Regions from separate parts of the Homo sapiens genome. Here region 2 is linked to region 1. A link is a contact called in ENCODE Hi-C or POLR2A ChIA-PET data. All regions are on one chromosome and are shown on one strand. The core of a region is the stretch at or near the end of the contact, and the rest is flanking DNA. Distances in the headings are between cores, read along the strand shown. Region 1 holds the start of DCUN1D5 (defective in cullin neddylation 1 domain containing 5). Region 2 has its middle 240 kb from the start of MIR4693.

Evidence for each region. Hi-C counts contacts between places; a loop is a spot of excess contacts on that map. ChIA-PET counts read pairs that join two places held with the same protein, here RNA polymerase II (POLR2A). Pooled maps may share reads with other maps.
Region 2: a map of endothelial cell of umbilical vein shows a loop between it and region 1 (11-fold over the local background). The contact joins the enhancer-like site here to the promoter of DCUN1D5 in region 1. A Hi-C loop is called at or near these places in 10 of 168 maps with a recorded cell type or tissue (CD4-positive, alpha-beta memory T cell, CD8-positive, alpha-beta T cell, Caco-2 and 7 more), 8 of 37 single-sample maps with no recorded cell type and 18 of 50 pooled maps. POLR2A ChIA-PET finds 5 or more read pairs at or near these places in 2 of 52 experiments (OCI-LY7 and Panc1).

What each region holds. Positions count from the first base shown.
Region 1 is chr11:103,090,837-103,093,536 of GRCh38, forward strand. DCUN1D5 (defective in cullin neddylation 1 domain containing 5) reads right to left here and starts at 1,324. Exons shown (of 8, transcript NM_032299.4): 1 at 951-1,324. The coding sequence starts at 1,036. RefSeq lists enhancers at 444-1,061, 1,062-1,679, 1,609-1,658, 1,729-1,778 and a silencer at 624-918.
Region 2 is chr11:103,608,126-103,610,825 of GRCh38, forward strand. No RefSeq gene overlaps it. Among named protein-coding and RNA genes, the nearest start is that of MIR4693, 240 kb to the right of the region's middle. Within about 2 kb of position 1,411, at least 3 of the 41 ENCODE cell types and tissues checked have a DNase peak (open chromatin) inside an H3K27ac peak, as active enhancers do; they include endothelial cell of umbilical vein, where a contact is called at or near this core.

The DNA.
Region 1 (2,700 bases), core at 74-2,573:
GGGAGGCGGAGGTTGCAGTAAGCGGAGATCGCGCCACTGCACTCCAGCCTGGACAACAGTGGAAGACTCCGTCTCAGAAAAACAAAACAAAACAAAAAAACAAAAAAACCATTTCTCAAACCAAAATTGCAGTTTTTTTGTAGCATAAATTTTGCTGTGATGCCTCCATGATATGCTACAAGGGGATCAAAGAGCTACTACTATATAGTTCTGCCTTGTCTTCTTTCTTACCAGTAGGACAGAGTACAAGAGCTCACAAATTATTTAATTTATGCTGAGAGCTAACAGCGTCCTGAATGCTAGAAGACAAAAAGCATGCAGGGCCTTTCCAACTCTGCACACAGGGACTTGGCATAGGTGAGGCACTATACTTCCAGAAAATGGGGCTCCTGCAATTTAAAAGGCCTCCTGCTGGGACCTTCCGGGTTAGGCCACTCCAAATACTAAATATGGAGGCCAATTATAGCATACAAGTTTTCCTTTCTACCATTCCCAAGACAGTTGTCAAGATTCCTTATGTTCTGCTTTCTTCACACTCTACAAAGAAATTCTAGAAGTGACCCTTCTGCGGATATGTACTCACTTCTAAGTCTAGAAAAAGGCAGAGGAGCGATACGGGAGTAGGGGATCGAGGGTCGGTTGTGGGGTGGGGGTGGGGGTGGGGGGAAGCGCAATTTACATATGCATCTGTTCCCCACCCTGCAGGGCACGTAGACTCTTAACGTGGGCGGCTCTTCTAGTCTCTCCATAAACGCCAGCGTGCACACACTCGAACACGAGGTCGGGTCGGGCGCGGAGACTCGCGGTGTTCGGCACCTACAGCCTAGCTCGATCAAAGGGGCCTCACCTGTCTCCAGCCCCAGCCCGGCAGGCCGGGCCCGACTCCTTTTCCTCCAGTTGTCCAGCAAAGGAGGGAGGAGGGAAGCTTGAAGGGTGGGGGGAGATGGTACCTGGAGATTTTACACTTTTTGAGGCCTCCGTCTTCCGCTACTGCTGCTGCCACCCCAGGGGATTTTCTCTTCTTCTTCACCGGCATCTTCCGCCCTCCCCGGCAGGGTGGGCAGGGGAGCCGGGGAAGGGGGTCCCTGTCCGCTGGAAGCCCCTCAGCGCTGGCACCCAGTTCCCAGAGACAGCAGCAAGCGGAGGAGCAGAGTCGCCAGCCCGCACCGGCGCGGCCCAGCCCGGCCGCCGCCCGCTCCCAGGTATCCTCGTCGTCTTTCTCTGACCGGGACAGGGCTGGCTCCTCGCCGGTGGACACTGCGGTTCGTTCTCACCGGGAGGAGATAACGCGGACAGCGCGGCAGCTCCACCAGTCACAGCAAGCAAGAGGCTCAGCCTAACCCGGAGGCGAATCGCTGAGGCCCGGAAGTGACGCAATCGCGGAGCCGGTCCCGGGAAGGGGCGTGGTTCCGGTTAGCCTCTGCCACTCGTAGGTAGGCCAGGCAGAGCGAAGCTGTCTGACCCGTCGACTGCGGCAGTCCGCGGAATTCTTGTATCCTGTCCAGGGTATCCTGACCTTTCTCATGAAGCTTCTACCGCGCTCTGATGCTGGCAGTCACCGCCAAAAAGTGAAACTACTAATACTTTGCAGTTGACGTTAAAAACAACCTGGTAAAGTAGACCAAGTTCCACTTCTGAGCTCTTCCACACGATAACCTCACCTGAAGTGTTCCCACCCCGTAAATGCATTGTCACCCTGTGTCTTGCGTGTTTTTTTTATGGGCCTGTGATCAGCCACCCACTCCCCCTTCTCCCTACCTTTGCATATCACTTTGTCCTGTATTGAAACTTAGCTCTGCCATTATTTCCACAGAGCTCACCTCTCCGATAAGAGACAGTAGGTGACTGCGACTCAGTAGAGAGAAATTTGGGGGACAGTTCTAAGGAACCTCCCCCTAGACCCAAAACACACTGTAATCTATTCATCTCCACTTAGGTGGAAATACTGTTTTTAAATAATGGTTATTGTATGTAAAGACATAGTAGAAAGTCGTTAGTAATTCTGTTGGTAAAATAATCTCTGCAAACCAACTGTGATGGGAGAAGACTAAAAGTCTTTGAGTAATAGTTGAAGTGGTTCCTGTGAAACTACCCTCACAATGGCACCCTAATCTGGTCAATCCGAATATCATATTTCCTTAGTGTTATTAATTGGTTCAGGATGGACACATACTCAGGCCAGGCCAATGAGTGCCAATGACACAAAATTGAACCACCAGAAAGCAATTTTATTTCCTATGGATTTGAACCAGAGAAGGTATGGAGAATGAAGCCAAAACTCAGAAGAGACTAGTATCAAGCAGAAAAATAGAAAAACCAGGATGTGATTATATGATATGAGCCCAAAATCCATGATATGCCCTGGAATTTTCACTTATGTGAAGCAACAAATTTCACTATTTTGCATATTTAGTTCAATTCTCTGTTACTTAAAACCAAAAGAATGTCAAAGTATATGATCCTTCAACCCATTTAAAAATGCCTGAGGCCAAAATCAAAACAGAATCAGATAAAGTCTCTAAATAGAACTACCATCTACAAAAAGTACAGGACAGAGGAACATGTTAAATACCCAATGCAATCAGCAATATCTAGACGTCAGAAAAGTCTACAGGACAATGACCCAAATTCTGCAACAAATTATTAGGACGAGAGGAGAGAGAAGGAAATTAAAAGACTTAAAGGATATGTCAATCATTT
Region 2 (2,700 bases), core at 161-2,660, 520 kb after region 1:
AGTTACTAGGCAGTAACTCACCCCGCTAGGGTTAATTATTACACCTAGTAACATTCATGCTGAAAACTCCTGCTTAGACTAATTACTCTCATAAATCTCTTTAGAGAAGTGTAAAATTCTCATTACTTAAATGATAAAACAACTAATCTACTAATCTTTGCTCCTTGTCCCTTCGAGATAATAAGATTGCCAAGACTGCTAGAGTTGAAGGATGTTTTAAGGTAATTAAAAATGTTGAAAGAACCGAGGGCCTAAAGAGCTCACAATGATGTCTGGAAACTGAGGGAGAGCAGAAATTGTAGAATAAAAAGGAATGTGGAAAGTTCACCCTTAAATTTATAAAGGGATTCTTTTCCATTTTAACCTGATTTTTAAACTTTTATTGCGGAAGGAGGTCCTTGAATATGTGGTTAAATTTGCTATCATCTAAAACTACATTAAATGCTTAAATTTTTCATTCATTTATTTACTTATTCAACAAGTACACATTGAAACTGAAGATAAAACTATCAACAGGACATCATCATTCACCTCATAGAGCTTGCAGTCCAGTAGTTACGGGTAAGTAAACAATTCAAATATTGTATGACTTGAAAGGCTTTTTTAAGGTGGTGTGACTCCATTTCACTGTAGCATTTTTTAGCCACTGCCACTGCTGGTGACTCACAAGTACCACATGGCTTAGCAGAATCACCCAGCTCCAAAAAATCAGTTATTAACGTTTGGTACATCCCAAGTATCTATTTGTTCATTGAAACGACCATTTCAGAGGTACATCAGTCTGGGTCCAAGCAGGAGAGAGAAACCACACTTGTTATTAGAACAAAGAATGGATCTGGGCAACATAGTAAGACCCCGTCTCTACAAAAAGTTAAAAAAAATTTAGCTGCACATGGTGGCATGCACTTGTAGTGCTAGCTACTCCAGAGGCTGAGATGGGAGGATCTCTTGAGCTCAGGAGTTCCATGTGGCAGTGAACTATGATTGTACCACTGTACTCTCTCAGCCTGGTTTGGCAGAGAGAGAGAGAGAGAGAGAGACCCTGTCTCAAAGAAAAAAAAAGAAAAAGAAAAAGAAAAAAAGAAAAGGAATGCCCTAAGTAGGTTGTAAGTAAGTTGTCAATACGTAACTAAAGTGGTGAAAAGTTAGGTGCTATAGAGTTGGCTACTGCAGGAAGCAGCTATGCTACCACCCCTGGGGCTGAAAGAACACAGGTAACAGGTTAGAACTATGAACACTTTCAAACTTGAAGGAGGGACCCTGTGGGGTCCCAGATCTCCAAAGAGAGGGTATGGCTTTGTTGGTACTGGAGGTTTTGTGGGGAGGCATGATGAAGCTGGTTCTGTAAGTGTTGGAAAAAGGAAACACCAATTCAGTTATTACTAGGAACTGTTGCTGCTGAGATGAAGAACATTCCTGAGGTGTTACTCACAGTAATGGGAAGACCACAGGAAACCAGGAGCACACAGAAAAGAACATGTTCTCTTTCCTTCTCCAGCCTTGCAGTCCTCCCCAGTCCCCCTACTGGCAGAGTCTAACAGGACTAGCTGGCAAAACAGAAATGTGGTTTTCTGAGTCCCAGCCCTCATTGTGAAGCAAAGTAGTAGTCTTGAATGAGTTTGGAACCAAAAGGTGATGATTTAATAACTAAGGCAAATGGGAAGCCAACAGAGTGGGCCCTGGACTCTGCTATCCTCAAAACCTCTTATCCAATGCCTGAGAAATACACCTTAAACTCCCTTCTGTGTAGTTCTGTGAGGATGAGTTCCCCTCCTACGTGGGGAAAAAGGCCACTAACAGGGAATCTATGTGAACATGTTTATCCTCTAGCCTTCATTATTCCCTCTCTGTTATGCAATAATACACACAATTATCTTAATATCTACAGATGCATTTAAGATATCCTTCCTTTCTGGCCTCTTGGCCAATATCTCTTCATGGAAAAATTGTATAATATTTGGAGATGTTTCCAGACTCTACTGACTCCTTTGGTTTTGCCAACAGCATGGTAAGAGTTATTGTAGGTGATATGGTTTGAATCTGTGTCCCTGCCCAAATCTAAAGTTTAACTGTCATCCCCAATGTTGGAGGTGGAGCCTGATGGGAAGTGATTGGATCATGGGGGCAGAGTTCTCACGAATGGTGTAGCACTATCCCCTTGGTGCTGTTCTTATGATAGTGAGTGAGTTATCATAAGATCTCATTGTTTTAAAAGTGTGTAGCATCTCCCCTCGCCTTTCTCTTGCTCCAGCCATGTGAAGTGCTTGCTCCCTCTTCACCTTCTGCCATGATTGAAAGTTCCCTGAGGCCTCACCAGATGCTGATACTGCCAGGCTTCCTGTACAGCCTGTGGAACCATAATCCAATTAAACATCTTTACTTTATAAATTACCCAGTCTCAGGTATTTATTTATAGGAATGTGAGAATGGACTAATACAGTAGGGATACATAGTACCTTTCCTTTCTACTAAGGGAGCCTCCAAAATGACTTTTTGCACAGTATTGAGTAAGAAATTGGTCAGCTGCTGGCTGTTTTCTTTGGGAGAGATACAGTTCTGGGAATTAACTGGGATAGCTAAGAATGTAATTTTTAGAAGGAAGGATGAAAATAATGAATTAGGCTCAGAGAATGGCATAGAATGGTTCTTTAGGGGAAAATACAGACATTGTAGAGCAATGGTTTGCATTCATCTTTTTAA